Linked DNA regions of Homo sapiens: region 2 is linked to region 1. Evidence: chromatin loops called from intact Hi-C (ENCODE). Cell type or tissue: Caco-2. All regions are shown on one strand. Each heading gives the region's core, and the rest is flanking DNA. Links, peaks and the distances in the headings are about the cores only.

The links. Peaks named below come from ENCODE experiments on the same cell type or tissue, not always from the same donor. Only the 100,000 strongest peaks of a DNase experiment are listed, where the experiment ranks them.
Region 2: it touches region 1 in a loop (3-fold over the local background); 2 of 110 quality-filtered maps call a loop at or near these places.

Annotation. Positions count from the first base shown.
Region 1 is chr7:99,833,624-99,841,960 of GRCh38, forward strand. CYP3A43 (cytochrome P450 family 3 subfamily A member 43) reads left to right here. Exons shown (of 13, transcript NM_057095.3): 2 at 2,830-2,923; 3 at 5,497-5,549. Among named protein-coding and RNA genes, the nearest start is that of CYP3A43, 9.8 kb to the left of the region's middle. In Caco-2, for the core only: a CTCF peak has its summit at 4,551; a DNase peak (open chromatin) is centred at 6,198.
Region 2 is chr7:99,688,518-99,696,854 of GRCh38, forward strand. CYP3A7-CYP3A51P (CYP3A7-CYP3A51P readthrough) reads right to left here. Exons shown (of 15, transcript NM_001256497.3): 14 at 7,229-7,329. It also overlaps a transcript of ZSCAN25 not described here and the pseudogene CYP3A51P. Among named protein-coding and RNA genes, the nearest start is that of CYP3A5, 13 kb to the left of the region's middle. In Caco-2, for the core only: no CTCF peak of the experiment used is centred there; DNase peaks (open chromatin) are centred at 5,094 and 6,274; H3K4me3 peaks cover 210 bases.

The DNA of each region.
Region 1 (8,337 bases), core at 26-8,025:
TTTCTGCTTACGCACTCTTTAATTTCTTTTAATTCCTGTTCCATTGTCCCCTTTGGTGCTTTTTACAACAGAAGTGTTAATAGAAAGCACCACTATTTGCCACCTCCTCGCGGAGCTGAGCTTTTTCTTCTACCGGCAGCAGCTGATATCTGGTTAATGCCACAACTGTGCGGTAGCGTGTCAGGCTACTATTGCCTCTATAGTTGACTGAATACTCCTAATAAACAGGGGTAAAAGGCAAGGGAGGATGAGGCAAATGCCAAAAATAAGCAAGAACTCACTAATGAGGGTTTTGAATTCTCCAAAGGCTGACAACCATCCTCCAAATAAGGAATCCAGGGACCACCTGGACCAAGTCTGAACTAGAACATGTGCCATCTTGCACATTCTAGCTGTGATTTTCATGACAGCTAGGCCATTATCATCGATTTCTAAGCAACAATTGGTTAAATTAAATTTTTCACATACTCTTCCTTCTGAGGCTAAGAGGAAATCTAAAGCCAGCCTATTTTGATATATAGCATTTCTCATTTGTGTTGCTTGTATTGCCAATAAATCTAGTGCCCTTGATGTTTTATTGGTTATAATTTCAAGGACTGCCCGCAACCTTATGATGCAGTTGAGCATATAGATGGGGGTACGGTACCCCCATGACCTTTCTTGCACCTAGGTAGCTGGCCTATAGTATTTAATGATTCTTTCAGGAGGCCATTTGTTATCTTTCCAGTCTCCTATGTCCACATCTTTTTTGATATTTGTGTTTATTTTTGTGATTATGCCTCTTCTAGTTCTTTTATTTTCATCATAAACTGGATATCCTAAGAGTTCCCCTGGCTTTAGAGGAATTAGAAAGAAGGATGGCTTGATTGTTTCTAACACACATTCCCCTGTCCATTTAGTCAGCAGCTGATATGCCTGTGCTCCACAGGTCCAATATAGGCCAGAGGGTGCTTTCTAAGCATTTGGAGCCTCTAGCCGATGCCAAGTGCGGCTTAGAATAGACAGTGGAGGGAAAGGGTTTTGATCTTGTAAGTAGGAGTTGTTCTGGGCATTTCTTCAATAGAGTTTTGTTTTTAGTCTCATCATAATACTGTTGCCCTAGGCAGATTGTTTCTCCTACTGCCCCTGTGAAAGCCTTTCCTCATTGGGCAATACAGTACTTTCCAATTATGGAGGTTTTTAACAACCAAACACTGGTTGAGGCTGTTGGTTCACTGGTAGGGTTAAGCGAAGTGAAGTTATTTTGTGGCATTAATTCCTTTGCCTCCCATGGCCACTGGTCCCCCATATTAGTTCCTCCACATACATAGCATGAGGAAATTCCTAAGCTGCCAGCTATGTTTTCAGCTAGTTGAGCAAATAAGTTTTTGGTTGATGGGGGAAGCTCGGGCACCGGCTGATCAAAATGCTTATAGAATGACTTATGAACCCAGAATTGTGGGGTTGGACACATCTGAGTTCTTCTAGTCTTTTTGACAATCAGTAGTGGAATTCTAAGGCCTGCTCCTTGCCTATCAACTCTTAATAGTGCTGTCTGTCCTGTAGACCAAAAAGGTAGCTCTGGCTTTAAGATAGTAAAATTTAAAGGATTGCATGTCTTTGTCTTACGATCTGGTTTGGTTGACATACTACTTAGCAGAACAGTCTTCCCTGAATATAGGTGTTGGTGTTGTGTCAGTGTAGACCACTTAATGTTACAGTCTGGGCATCCGATTTGTCATTCTCTGTACAGATGTTTAGGACTGCTGCTGATAAGCCTCTCGTGTCAAACCATTGCAGACTGCTTCTGGTTTTTTAGGATTATGAACATATGCGGTATGGTAGGCATCAAAATACAAGGAAATAGGCCTGTTATAGAGGGGAAGGGCTTCTTTGGTTTGAGCTATAAGCTCTCCTTCTTTTTCTCCCTCTGATTTAACATGTACCTCAAGCCAGAATTCATAGGGTGAGAGCTTAGGGTCATAACATACATATAGCTGATTATTTCCTGGGTCACAGACTGAATAGGTGGTCTGGTTGTATGTGCAGGTTTCTAACTTGGTTCCTGCACATTCATAGTAGTTATGGTACAGTAGAGTTTTGACTATGGTATTCCTTACCCAGGTAGTGTGTACACAGTGTGGGCATCCTTCTAGAGATTTCTCCCCTTTTAGTGTAGGCAGAAATGGTAACAACATTAGCGTATGTAATAGAAACATGCTTACACTACACGTGGGAATGGCAAACCTTCCTCTGGGCATAGACATTTGCAGCATTTGCAGTAATAACGTAACAACAGAACAATCAGTACTGACAGAATTATAACTAGGCTTGTAAATTGTATCCACATTTACTTATCCAGAGATGGTACTCTTAGCTTCGGCTGTGCATAGACTAGTCAGCTTCCGAGATGTAACTAGAGCAGAGCTTGCAGGAATCCCCAAAGATCAGCCGAAATCAATTATTCAGGCCCCACCTGAGGAAAGGGAATGTCCATCCCCATGTGTGCCAGTATATCTGTCTTTGGTCAGAATAAGGCAGGAAGCAGAGTCAGGAGCACCCGAAAAGTCAGGCTTGGAAGAAAGTGAGGCTCAGTCCTTTGGATGTTAATCTGACTGGCCCAGTGTACCTAAATAATTAATAAATATCCTCCTGAACCCCATTGGTCTCTCTGATTCCTTAAAATCCTGCTATAAAATGTAATTATTGCCATCAGAGTTTCTGTTGTTATTTATTGCCTCCATGTTACCTCCCTCCCTTGAACATTCCAGTTCCTGAGGTAATGTCTGGCCAACCCCTTATCTATAAAGTTACAATTTCTGTAACCTGGCTTTCTCTTTTATTTTATAGTTATGGGACCCATTCACATAAACTTTTTAAGAAGCTGGGAATTCCTGGGCCAACCCCTCTGCCTTTTCTGGGAACTATTTTGTTCTACCTTAGGGTAAGTGTTATTTGAGCTCCCTCTTTTGCTTCTTATCGATGCAAACCCAAGCTTAGTCCTATCAGTAAAAATGCTCCTCCTCAGGAGGAATTTCCAATGTTTTACACTTTCAGAAATGGTGTGTATGCTCCACCCAGAGCAGGGCCAGGTTTATACCAGGACTCTCATCTTAATGGTCAGGGGGTTTGGGTTTGCCTCAGTTGCACGGCACAGATATCTGGGGGATCAGCACTCGATGTTCAGGACTTGATGTTCAGACTTTGCGAACCATAAAGAGGACTTTCCTTTTGCCCTGTGCAGATTTTTGAGAAGCTACAGTTGTCCTTAGTATTAAGAGAAAAGCAGAAATGGGGAAATGGGAGCCCCAGTAGCGCTCATTAGCATCATGTACCACATTCAAACTTTCCTGTTTTCACCAAGAGCTTTAGTAAGCTTTTGTTTCCTTCCTCCTGTAGAGCTTTGAAAATTCAGTTCATTGGCTGGGCGCGGTGGCTCACGCCTGTAATCCCAGCACTTTGGGAGGCCGAGACGGGCGGATCACGAGGTCAGGAGATCGAGACCATCCTGGCTAACACGGTGAAACCCTGTCTCTACTAAAAATACAAAAAAAAAAAAAAAAAAAATTAGCCGGGCGCAGTGGCGGGCGCCTGTAGTCCCAGCTACTCGGGAGGCTGAGGCAGGAGAATGGCGTGAACCCGGGAGGCGGAGCTTGCAGTGAGCCGAGATAGCGCCACTGCACTCTGGCTTGGGTGAAAGAGCGAGACTGTGTCTCAAAAAAAAAAAAAAAAAGAAAAGAAAAAAAGAAAAAGAAAATTCAGTTCACTAGGCAGCTATTTACCGCTGGATAATTTGCACATACTTGAATTCTCTCAAGAACTGTTAAATTCCCTGCAGGTAGTTCCACAGTTGTGCTCCAGCTTCTTCTCCCCAGGATGTATTTTACAGATTTGAGAGGAAGAACAAGAAGGTTCTGCTTTCCTGCTGCTTTTCTTCAAAGGCAGCACCCTATGAGTGAGCCTGAGCAGGGAGTGCTTATAATGAAGACAATATGGAGGCTGTCCATCAACTTCAGATATTTAACCACAAAATGAGTTCTGTTTTTTTTTAAAAGAAAGGCAAAATTACTTAACAAAATAACTAGAAAGGGGATAATTTGACAAACTTATTCAAAATTTAATTATCTAAACAGGAGGTAATATGTGTCTCATAGTCTTCGAATTTTGACTGAGCCTTGTGGCTACCCTGGTCTGATGCTCCACCAAGGGCCTGGGGCCATGATGGAAAGTCACAAGTGCGTGTCCACATGGCCAGTAAGAAAGCCTGTGTACAGGTTGCTCTCTGACTCAGGTTTTCTGTCTTACAGACCTGAGGCTTGTTTTTCAGATTCTAATTCTCCCAACTGAGGCCTTCATTGCAAAATTACCACTTAAGAATTTCATCCTTTTTTACCCCCCGAAAAAGCAATAATTTTCTCTTCATATTTCCCAGATCGATCCTTTAGTAAATCCACATGTCCTGGGCTATATGTTGCCTAGTTAGAACATCAAAACTGAAACAAGGAAGCAGGAAAGTTTGTTTTTAAGTGTCAGAAGTGAAAACTCTGAGTGAGTATTGTAATGTGCTGTGTCTGACATCTAGAGGTGGCATTTCCCACACTTATTATGTGTTAAGCTGGAAAACTGGAAAGTGAGTCCACTCTGTCATTTGCCCACTCACTCATTTTCTCGCTCAACAAAATGCCTTGGACTTTTATTTAAATCTGCTAGACTAAAAGTGGTCCCTGATGTTTTTGACTTTCTAATTCAGCTAGAATTCTAGAGAGAATACATGAGATAAATGAAAAGGATGCTGAACAAGGAGATAAAAGATTGCACATTCCCTTGAGACACTCACTCACTTTCCGTCAGCCTCGGTTTCTTCATGTTCCCATGGTGGTGATAATTCAGGGGTTTATGAGATTGCAGAGACAACATATGCAGAAATGAAAACACATCAGAAAGACAATGAGTTGCTTAGTGTTCATAGACAGAAGTAAGTCATTCAATATCTACACTAGTTAGAGAAAATTTAAAAGTGACTTTAAATTCTCCATTTCAAATATCTTCTGTATTTTCTCTCCTTTTCCTTAAGAGGTCTCTGAATAAGATTCCCAGCTGGGCGTGGTGGCTCACGCCTGTAATCCCAGCACTTTGGGAGGCTGAAGCAGGAGGATCACCTAAGGTCAGGAGTTCGAGACCAGCTTTGCCAACATGGTGAAACCCTATTTCTACTAAATATACAAAAATTAGCTGGGTGTGGTGGCGGGCCCCCATAATCCCAGCTACTTGGGAGGCTGAGGCAGGAGAAGAGCTTGAACCCAGAAGGCAGAGGTTGCAATGAGCCAAGATCGCACCATTGCACTCCAGCCTGGGCAGCAGAAAAAAAGGAAAAAAAAAAGATTCCCTCTAACTGCCAGTAAATGGTAGCAAGCCTAATGGTAGCAAGTCATTGGATTTGACTTTTTTGCCCTGGTTAAATGTAGCGTTCAGTACATTCGAAATAATACTTGAATTGTATTTTGTTTCTTCTGCCAGGGTCTTTGGAATTTTGACAGAGAATGTAATGAAAAATACGGAGAAATGTGGGGGTGAGTATTCTGGAAACTTGCATTGGATAGAGCTGTTGCTATGCTGAGTTATTTTACTGCAGAGAGAACAATCTCAGCCCAGATTTTGTTTGGATAATGCTATTGTCAACCTAAGTAACAAACAGAGAGAGGCTATCTAAAAGAAAAAGATGATCTGGGAATTGAGCATTGCAAGGGGAATATGCGTGTCATAGGAAACTCCATGCATATTCAGTATGTGAACAAAAATAAAATCTTTGAGACCCTAAACTCACTATGACAAAGGGAAAATCGAGCTTGAGAATTAAGTCATACCTTACTGCCTTCCTTTTTTCCCCAGACAGATAGCTGTAATTTCACAACCCTGGGTAATAGCTTCATACATAAGCCACATTCCCACAACAATAGCAATGTGGCATCACTCGTCTGGGGTAATACCCGAGGTTTGTTGTCCCACAGATATAGGGGGTCTCCCTATAGTGGACGCACAAAGAATAAGGTTAAGAGCAGAGGTTGGATAGGTGAAAGAAAGAGAAAAGCTCTCTCCTGCCGAGAGAGGGGGCCCCCAGTGGGTCTTCTGACCTGCGGTAAAGTGCAGGAGGTTTTATAGATGAGCTTGAGGAGGCAGTGTCTGATTTACATAGGGCATGAAAGATTGGTTGGACCAGGTGTGTCATTTGCATAGCACATAAAAAACTGGTTAGGACTAGGTGTACTGTTTGCATAACATGTGAAGAAGTTGGCTGCCCCACCCTAATCTTTTATTATGCAGATGGTTCTCTTCCTGGCTGGCACCATGTTGCCTGCTTTTTTTACTGTAAATGGGGTGACAAAGATAAGGGAAGATGGGGCCTCCATGTTGAACATAACCAGCTTCCAAGGTAGCCCTTTTCTATTGGCACAGCTGCCAGCATTTACCCGTGCAAGCTTCCAGCTTGCTTATCGATGTCTGCAGCTTGATTTTTTCAGGCTGCTCTTTGTTAGAAAAGAAATGATTTGGGGGGCTGCTTTTTGTTAAAAGGGAAGCTTTGCTGAGGACCCCTTTGCCCTCACTATCTGCCTAAATAATTTTTTTCTGGCTCCTATATCAATAGAAGGCTACATATCTTTCTGGATGGTTTCCCTCACAAGTTGCTCACATGGAATTCTATACATCTGCCCTATAAACCAGCCCTGTCATTGAGTTCTGTTGACTCACACCTTGATCATGTAAATTACCAGCTTATCACAGGTACAGAATAAGGACAAGACCAGAAATCATCCCTCCACCTACCTTGAGATGAATATGTAACTGACTTTTCCTCTACTCTTTCTTTTCACATGTATATCTCATGTAAAATGTAGATTTTCTGAGTACAACATGAATGCATAATTGATTTTTTCCTCTACTCTGTCTTTTCACATGTAAAGTGCAGGTTCGATGAGAGCTAATTGGTGCCTTACACAAATGTAATCATTTGCCACACTGCCTACTCTTTCCCCCCTTTTTTCCTTCCTGCTGGTTCTTTCCTCTTTAAATTCGGAAGTTCCCAAAACCCTCTTTGGAAAAACACAGGTCGCAGCTACCCCTGTGGCTCATGTGTTTCCAGGTGTCCCCTCAAGCTTTGACTCAATAAACCTCTATCAATCAAGACACCTGCCTCAGTCACTTTTTGGTTAACACCTTGGTAACCACAATGGGATTCACTGAGGGCAGTTTGGCCCTCAGCCTGCAGAAATTTTCCCATCAGTGTGATAGAACCAGCTAGAGCTTTTTATCACTCTAACCAATTGGCTCATGTGCTGAGGTCTGGGAGCTTCTCCTTCTAGAGATCCTTGATCTCCCATAAAATGTTGCTTGAGACCTGAATTTTCTTCTGCCATAGAGCTCCTTTCTGGGAGTTTTTACTTACTTCCAACAAGGAAGGTGAGTTTTCTGCTTCCATAATGATGAACAGTTTTTAGCTTGAGATCCGTCTCCACATAAGGAGCCGATGTGGCTTTTCATTTTGGAATTTGGTAGCTGAGGGTCAAGGTTTATTGTCAGCTAGCTATAACTTCCCCTTATGCTTGGAGATCTTGACCCTATGTAAATTGTGTGATAACTTTCTGTTTTGAGTTTCAATCTACCTTCCACTAAGTTTTACCAATTCGTGGCCCCCTCTAATGTTTACTGGAATGCCCACAGCTACAAAATGTCAATTTTCCCCTCTAGAAACCCCAGCCAGTTAAGAGAAATCAATATGCAACTCAAAATATATTTCTTTGACACTTTTCTTTTTTTGAGATGGAGTCTTGCTCTTGTCACCCAGGCTGGAGTGCAATGGGGTGATCTCGGCTTACTAAAACTTCCACCTCCCAGGGTCAAGCAATTCCCCTGCCTCAGCCTCCTGAGTAGCTGGGATTATAGGCACTCACTACCATGCCCAGCTAATTTTTGTATTTTTAGTAGAGACAGGGTTTCCCCATGTTTGCCAGCTGGTCTCAAACTCCTGACCTCAGGTGATCTGCCCGCCTTGGCCTCCCAAAGTGCTGGTATTACAGGCATGAGCCACTGCACCCGGCCTACACATTTTTTTTAATTGAGATGGAGTCTCACTCTGTTACCCAGGTTGGTGCAGTGGCACCATCTTGGCTCACTGTAGCCTCTGCCTCCCAGTGATCCTGCCACCTCAGCCTCCCAACTTTGACACATTTTAATGTGGCCTTACCAGAACTTCCCTTGTCTAAATCTAGGGAAGAGTAGAAAAGGATCTGACACATACTCTGAGGGCTACTACCTACGAGGTTTTCTTTGCATAACAAGGCCACCTTCCCAGCCTCTCTCTCT
Region 2 (8,337 bases), core at 296-8,295, 140 kb before region 1:
AAAGCAAGTCCTTAGTGACCTACAAAGAGACTTTGACTCCCACACAATAATAATGGGAGACTTTAACACCCCATTGTCAACATTAGACAGATCAACGAGACCAAAAGTTAACAAGGATACCCAGGAATTGAACTCAGCTCTGCACCAAGCAGACCTAATAGCCATCTACAGAACTCTCCACCCCAAATCAACAGAATATACATTTTTTTCAGCACCACACCTATTCCAAAATTGACCACATAGTTGGAAGTAAAGCACTCCTCAGCAAATGTAAAAGAACAGAAATTATAACAAACTGTCTCTCAGACCACAGTGCAATCAAACTAGAACTCAGGATTAAGAAGCTCACTCAAAACTGCTCAACTACATGGAAACTGAACAACCTGCTCTGGAATGACCACTGGCTACATAACAAAATGAAGGCAGAAATAAAGATGTTCTTTGAAACCAACAAGAACAAAGACACAACATACCAGAATCTCTGGGACACATTCAAAGCAGTATGTAGAGGGAAATTTATAGCACTAAATGCCCACAAGAGAAAGCAGGAAAGATCCAAAATTGACACTCTAACATCACAATTAAAAGAACTAGAAAAGCAAGAGCAAACACATTCAGAAGCTAGCAGAAGGCAAGAAATAACTAAAATCAGAGCAGAACTGAAGGAAATAGAGACACAAAAACCCTTCAAAAAATTAATGAATCCAGGAGCTGGTTTTTTGAAAAGATCAACAAAATTGATAGAACGCTAGCAAGACTAATAAAGAAGAAAAGAGAGAAGAATCAAATAGATGCAATAAAAAATGACAAAGGGGATATCACCACCCATCCCACAGAAATACAAACTACCATCAGAGAATACTACAAACACCTATATGCAAATAAACTAGAAAATCTAGAAGAAATGGATAAATTCCTCGACACATACACCCTCCCAAGACTAAACCAGGAAGAAGTTGAATCTCTGAATAGACCAATAACAGGCTCTGAAATTGTGGCAATAATCAATAGCTTACCAACCAAAAAAGTCCAGGACCCATCGTCTCAGCCCAAAATCTCCTTAAGCTGATAAGCAACTTCAGCAAAGTCTCAGGATACAAAATCAATGTACAAAAATCACAAGCATTCTTATACACCAATAACAGACAAACAGCCAAATCATGAGTGAACTCCCATTCACAATTGCTTCAAAGAGAATAAAATACCTAGGAATCCACCTTACAAGGGATGTGAAGGACCTCTTCAAGGAGAATTACAAACCACTGCTCAATGAAATAAAAGAGGATACAAACAAATGGAAGATCATTCCGTGCTCATGGGTAGGAAGAATCAATATTGTGAAAATGGCCATACTGCCCAAGGTAATTTATAGATTCAATGCCATCCCCATAAAGCTACCAATGACTTTCTTCACAGAATTGGAAAAAACTACTTTAAAGTTCATATGGAACCAGAAAAGAGCCCGCATTGCCAAGTCAATCCTAAGCCAAAAGAACAAAGCCGCAGGCATCACGCTACCTGACTTCAAACTATACTACAAGGCTACAGTAACCAAAACAGCATGGTACTGGTACCAAAACAGAGATATTGGCCAATGGAGCAGAACAGAGCCCTGAGAAAGAATGCCACATATCTACAACCATCTGATCTTTGACAAACCTGACAAAAGCAATGGGGAAAGGATTCCCTATTTAATAAATGGTGCTGGGAAAACTGGCTAGCCATATGTAGAAAGCTGAAACTGGATCCCTTCCTTACAACTTATACAAAAATTAATTCAAGATGGATTAAAGACTTACATGTTAGACCTAAAACCATAAAAACCTTAGAAGAAAACCTAGGCAATACCATTCAGTACAGAGGCATGGGCAAGGACTTCATGTCTAAAACACCAAAAGCAATGGCAACAAAAGCCAAAATTGACAAATGGGATCTAATGAAACTAAAGAGCTTCTGCACAGCAAAAGAAACTACCATCAGAGTGAACAGGCAACCTACAGAATGGGAGAAAATTTTTGCAACCTACTCATCTGACAAAGGGCTAATATCCAGAATCTACAATGATCTCAAACAAATTTACAAGAAAAAAACAACCCCATCAACAAGTGGGTGAAGGATATGAACAGACACTTCTCAAAAGAAGACATTTATGCACCCAACAGACACATGAAAAAATGCTCATCATCACTGGCCATCAGAGAAATGCAAATCAAAACCACAATGAGATACCATCTCACACCAGTTAGAATGGTGATCATTAAAAAGTCAGAAAACAACAGGTGCTGGAGAGGATGTGGAGAAATAGGAACACTTTTACACTGTTGGTGTGACTGTAAACTAGTTCAACCATTGTGGAAGTCAGTGTGGCGATTCCTCAGGGATCTAGAACTAGGAATACCATTTGACCCAGCCATCACATTACTGGGTATATACCCAAAGGATTATAAATCATGCTGCTATAAAGACACATGCACACTTATGTTTATTGTGGCACTATTCACAATAGCAAAGACTTGGAACCAACCCAAATGTCCAACAACGATAGACTGGATTAAGAAAATGTGGCACATATACACCATGGAATACTATGCAGCCATAAAAAATGAAGAGTTCATGTCCTTTGTAGGGACATGGATGAAGGTGGAAACCATCATTCTCAGCAAACTATCGCAAGGACAAAAAACCAAACACCGCATGTACTCACTCAAAGGTTGGAATTGAACAATGAGAACACATGGACACAGGAAGGGGAACATCACACTCCGGGGACTGTTGTGGGGTAGGGGGAGGGGGTAGGGATAGCATTAGGAGATATACCTAATGCTAAATGACGAGTTAATGGGTGTGGCACACCAACATGGCACATGTATACATATGTAACAAACCTGCACATTGTGCACATGTACCCTAAAACTTAAATAATAATAAAATAAAATAAACCTTCTGTCTCATTGATCTGTCTAATATTGACAATGGGGTGTTAAAGCCTCTCATTATTATTGTGTGGAGTCTAAGTCTCTTTATAGGTCTCTAAGGACTGCTTTATGAATCTGGGTGCTCCTGTATTGGGTGCATATATATTTAGGATAGTTAGCTCTTCTTGTTGAATTGATCCCTTTATCATTATGTAGTGGCCTTCTTTGTCTTTTTTGATCTTTGTTGGTTTAAAGTCTATTTTATCAGAGAATAGGATTGCAACCCCTGCTTTTTTTTGCTTTCTGTTTGCTTAGTAGATCTTCCTCCATCCTCTTATTTTGAGCCTATGTGTGTCTTTGCATGTGAGGTGGGTCTCCTGAACACAGCACACCAATGGGTCTTCACTCTTTATCCAGTTCATCAGTCTGTGTCTTTTAATTGGGGCATTTAGCCCATTTACATTTAAGGTTAATATTGATATGTGTGAATTTGATCCTGCAATTATGATGTTAGCTGGTTATTTTGCCCATTAATTGATGCAGTTTCTTCATAGCATCGATGGTCTTTACCATTTGGCATGTTTTTGCAGTGTCTGGTAGCAGTTCTTTCTTTCCATGTTTAGTGCTTCCTTCAGGAGCTCTTGTAAGGCAGGCCTGGTGGTGACAAAATCTCTCAGCATTTGCTTGTCTGTAAAGTATTTTATTTCTCCTTCACTTATGAAGCTTAGTTTGGCTGGATAAGAAATTTTGGGTTGAAAATTCTTTTCCCTAAGTATGTTGAATATTGACCCCCAATCTCTTCTGTTTTGTAGGGTTTCTGCTGAGAGATCTGCTGTTAGTCTGGTGGACTTCCCTTTGTGGGGAAGCCGACCTTTCTCTCTGGCTGCCCTTAACATTTTTTCCTTCATTTCAACCTTGGTGAATCTGATAATTATGTGTCTTGGGGTTGCTCTTTTTGAGGAGTATCTTTGTGGTGTTCTCTGTATTTCCTGAATTTGAATGTTGGCCTGCTTTGCTAGTTTGGGGAAGTTCTCTTGGATAATATCCTGAAGAGTGTTTTCTGACTTGGTTCCATTCTCCCTGTCCCTTTCTGATACACCTGTCAAATGTAGATTTGGTCTTTTCACATAGTCCCATATTTCTTGGAGGCTTTGTTCATTTCTTTTCACTTTTTTTTCTCTAATCTTGTCTTCTTGCTTTATTTCATTAGTTTGATCTTTGATCACTGATATCCTTTCTTACAGTTGATCGAATCGGCTATTGAAGCTTGTGCATGCATCACGAAGTTCTTGTACCATGGTTTTGAGCTGTCAGGTCATTTAAGGTCTTCTTGACACTGTTTATTTTAGTTAGCCATTCATGTAACCTTTTTCCAAGGTTGTTAGCTATCTTGTGATGGGTTAGAACATGCTCCTTTAGCTCGGATAAGTTTGCTAATACCGACCTTCTGAAGACTACTTCTGTCAACTCATCAAACTCATTCTCTGTCCAGTTTTGTTCCCTTGCTGGTGAGGAGCTGTGATCTTTCGGAGGAGAAGAGATGCTCTGTTTTTTGGAATTTTCAGCTGTTTTGCTCTGGTTTCTTCCCATCTTTATGGTTTTATCTATCTTTGGTCTCTGATGTTGGTGACCTACAAATGGGGTTTTGGTGTGGATGTCCTTTTTGTTGATGTTGATGCTATTTCTGTCTGTTAGTTTTTCTTCTAACAGTCAGACTCCTCAGCTGCAGGTCTTTTGGAGTTTGCTGGAGGTCCTCTTCAGACCCTGTTTGCCTGGGTATTACCTGCAGAGGCTGCAGAACAGCAAATATTTCTGCCTCATCCTTCCTCTGGAAGCTTCATCCCAGAGGGGCACCCGCATGTTTGAAGTGTCTGTCGGCCTCTACTGGAAAGTGGTTCCCAGTCAGGCTACAGGGGGGTCAGGAACACATTTGAGGAGGCAGTCTATCCGTTCTCAGAGCTCGAATACCGTGCTGAGAGAACCACTGCTCTCTTCAGAGCTGTCAGACAGGGACGTTTAAGTCTGCAGAGGCTGTCTGTCTCCTGTGTTTTGTTCTACTCTGCCCTGCCCCCAGAAGTGGAATCTACAGAGGCAGTAGGCCTTGCTGAGCTGCGGTGGGCTCCACCCACTTCGTGCTTCCAGGCCTCTTTGTTTACACAGTAAGCTACTCAAGCCTCAGCAATGGCTGATACCCCTCCTCTATCAAGCTGCAGCATATCAGGTGGATCTCAGACTGCTGCACTAGCAGTGAGCAAGTCTCCGTGGGTGTGGCACCTGCCGATCGAGGCACGGGAGGGTATCTCCTGGTCTGCCTGTTGCTAAGACTCAGTTGGAAATGCAGAAGTCACCTATCTTCTGCCTCAATCTTGCTGGGAGCTGCAGACTAGAGCTGTTCCTATTCGGCCATCTTGGAAATGCTTCCCTTGATTAATATTTCAAATATACTTAACCCTGCGTCTAATTGGGGCTGAAAACAGTTGAATCCAATGAAATCAGACTTGCTGGCAGTTAGAGGAATCTTATTTGGAGACATCATAAGGGAAAGGAGAGAAAACAGAGGAGGTATTTGAAATGGGAAATTTAAAATCACTCTTGAATTTTCTCAAAGTGCTGTAGATACTGAATGACTTATCATTGTGTGTAAACTAGGTAACTCCTTGTCTTTCTGATGCCTTTTTGCTTTTTCATGTATTGTCTCTAAAATCTCATAAATCCTTGAATGATCACCTCCAGGGGCACATGGGGAAACTGAGGCTGAGGGAAAGAGAGTGAGTGTCAGAAGGGAATGCACAGTCTTTTATCTCTGTTCATCATCCTTTTCATTTATTTCATCAGCTCGCTCTAGAATTCTAGCAGAATTAGGAAGTTACAGACATCAGGGACCTCTTTTAGTCTAGCAGATTTAGATAAGTCTGAGGCATGTTGTTGAGTGAGAAAAGGAGTGAGTGACAGAATGACAAAGTGGACTCACTTTCCAGTTTTCCAGCTTAACATGGAAGTTCTGAGAAAATGTCCCCTCTACACATTGGACACAGCAAATTACAACACTTGCTCAGCGTTTTCACTGAAACTGAAAAACAAACTTTCCTGTTTTCTACATTTCAGGGTTGATGTTTTACCTGTGCAAACAAAGATCCCAGGAATGTTTATCTTGGGGGGTACATCTACTAAAGAACTGACCTAGAAAAGGTGGCGGGGAAATTATTGCTTTTGCAAAGGGAAAAATATGAAATTCCTGGGCAGTAATTAGACAACAAAACCCTCACTTGGAAGAATTGGAATCAGGGAAACAAGCCTCAGGTATGCGGGAAAGATGATCTAAGCCACAGAGCTGACTACTGCTGCTGCTGGCCCTGTGGAGATAAGCTCATAATTTTCCATCCAGAGGCCAGGCCCTAGACAGAGCATCAGACCAGGTTAGGCACAAAGGCTCGACCAAAGTTCACAGTCCATGTGGCACATATGACATTTTATTCAGCAAAATTAAATATTTAATAATTTCATCAAATTATCACCTTTCTAGTGATTTTGCATATGATTCTGCCTTTGTTTAAAAAAAAAACCACAAATTCATTTTATGCTTAAATATCTGAGTTTGATAGATAACCACTATCTCATCTCAGTTATATCCACTCCCTGCTCAGACTCACCCATAAGGTGCAGCCTTTGAAATAAAAGAAGTAAAGCAGAACACCTTTGCTCTGACTCCCAAAGCTGCAAAAGATGTCATGGGGAGTAAGAGCTGGGGTAGAGCCATGGAAATACCTTCAGGGGATTTAGCATTTTTTGGAGAGGATTCAAGCAAGTGCGAATGACCCAATGGTAAATACTTGAGCTCCCTAATAAAGTGAGTTTCAAAGCTGTCCAGGAGGTAGGGGAAAAAGGCTACTCCTGAGCTCTTGCTATAGAGAGGAAAGTTTGACTCTCATGTACACAGATAGCAAGCCACAAATGGGGGCTCCTTTTCCTACTCTTAATACTAACTAAATATGACTGTACCTTCCTGGGAACCTACATGGGGCAAAAGAAAAATGTTCTTTATGGTGCTCACAAAGTCTGCACATCAAGTTCTGAACATCAGGTTGCCGATATACCTGAGATTTGGACTGTTCAACTGAGGCAAACCTGAGGTTCCTGAGAGTTAGCAAGAGAGTCCCGGGGTAAACCTTGCCATGCTCTGGATGATGCCTATACACTGTTTCTGAAAGTGTAAAACCTCAGACCTTCCTCCTGAGGAGAAGCAGTTTTACTGATGGAACTAAGCTGCTCTCTCCAATCATAAGAAGCCAAAGAGTGAGCTCAAAAACACTCACCTGATGGTAGGACAAAGTAGTTCCCAAAAAAAGCAGAGGTGTGGGCCCTGGAATGCCAAGCTTCTTAAAAAGTCCATGTGAATGGGCTCCATATCTACAAACTGAATCAGAAATCAGGTCTCAGGGATTGTGACTTTATAGATATGGGGGCTGGTAAGTCACTGACTGAGGAACTGGAATGCTCAAGAGAAGGAGGTAACATTAAGGCAATAAATGATAACAGTAACTCTGACAGCAATGATTATATTTGTACATCAAGTCCTTTCCCGTCTCCACCATGAGACACCAAAAAGTCACAATGATTAGTCGAAAGCAGCAGAAGTCTTTATGGTCCCAATCCTGGAATGAATACTTGATAAATGTCCTCAAACGTGAGTGCTCCTCAGAGGTTCAGGAAGGAATTCTTCCAGGGCACTTCATTTCCTTATGTCTATTTAGTAAGTGGACTCTTCCCTGATTTGGGGATTCTCATCCTAGGCAGAAAGGGTGACTTTTTTTTTTTTTCTCTTCTGCAGTGATGATGAGATTTTGCATCACTGCATCCACTCAGTCACAGAGGGTCACTGAGAGCCTATGGTGACCATGTCTTTAGAATTTGTGAAGAGTCTTTTATACTTTCCTTTCCCTCTAAGCTCTGACCCTATTTTAGGATCTGGCCCTTCTTAAACTGTCATTCATAGAGGGGTGTCAGAGGAGTCACAGAGTCCTTATTTCTACAGATTGACAACTGTGCTGAAGGCTTCCATTGGCCTCGTAGAAATGCAAGCACCTTTCAGCTACACCTCAGTCTCTGTGGCCAGATGATCTGGTTGATTTGCGCTATTGGGGAGGATGATTAACTCATATTTCCCTGAATGACAGTGTGCAGAAGATCCACAACTTAAAAAACCAATTTCCAGGACATTCCTCCTCTTGTGGAATCTAGCCTTCCAACTGGTGGTATTCACCTGATAATAAGCACACTGCCAGTGATATGGTCTGAATCTGCCCCTACGCAAATCTCATGTGGAAATGTAATCCCCAATGCTGGTGGTGGGGCCTGATGGAAGGCGATTGTATCTTAGGGGCAGTTTCTCCTGGTTTCACACCAACCCCCTTTGGGTGTTTCC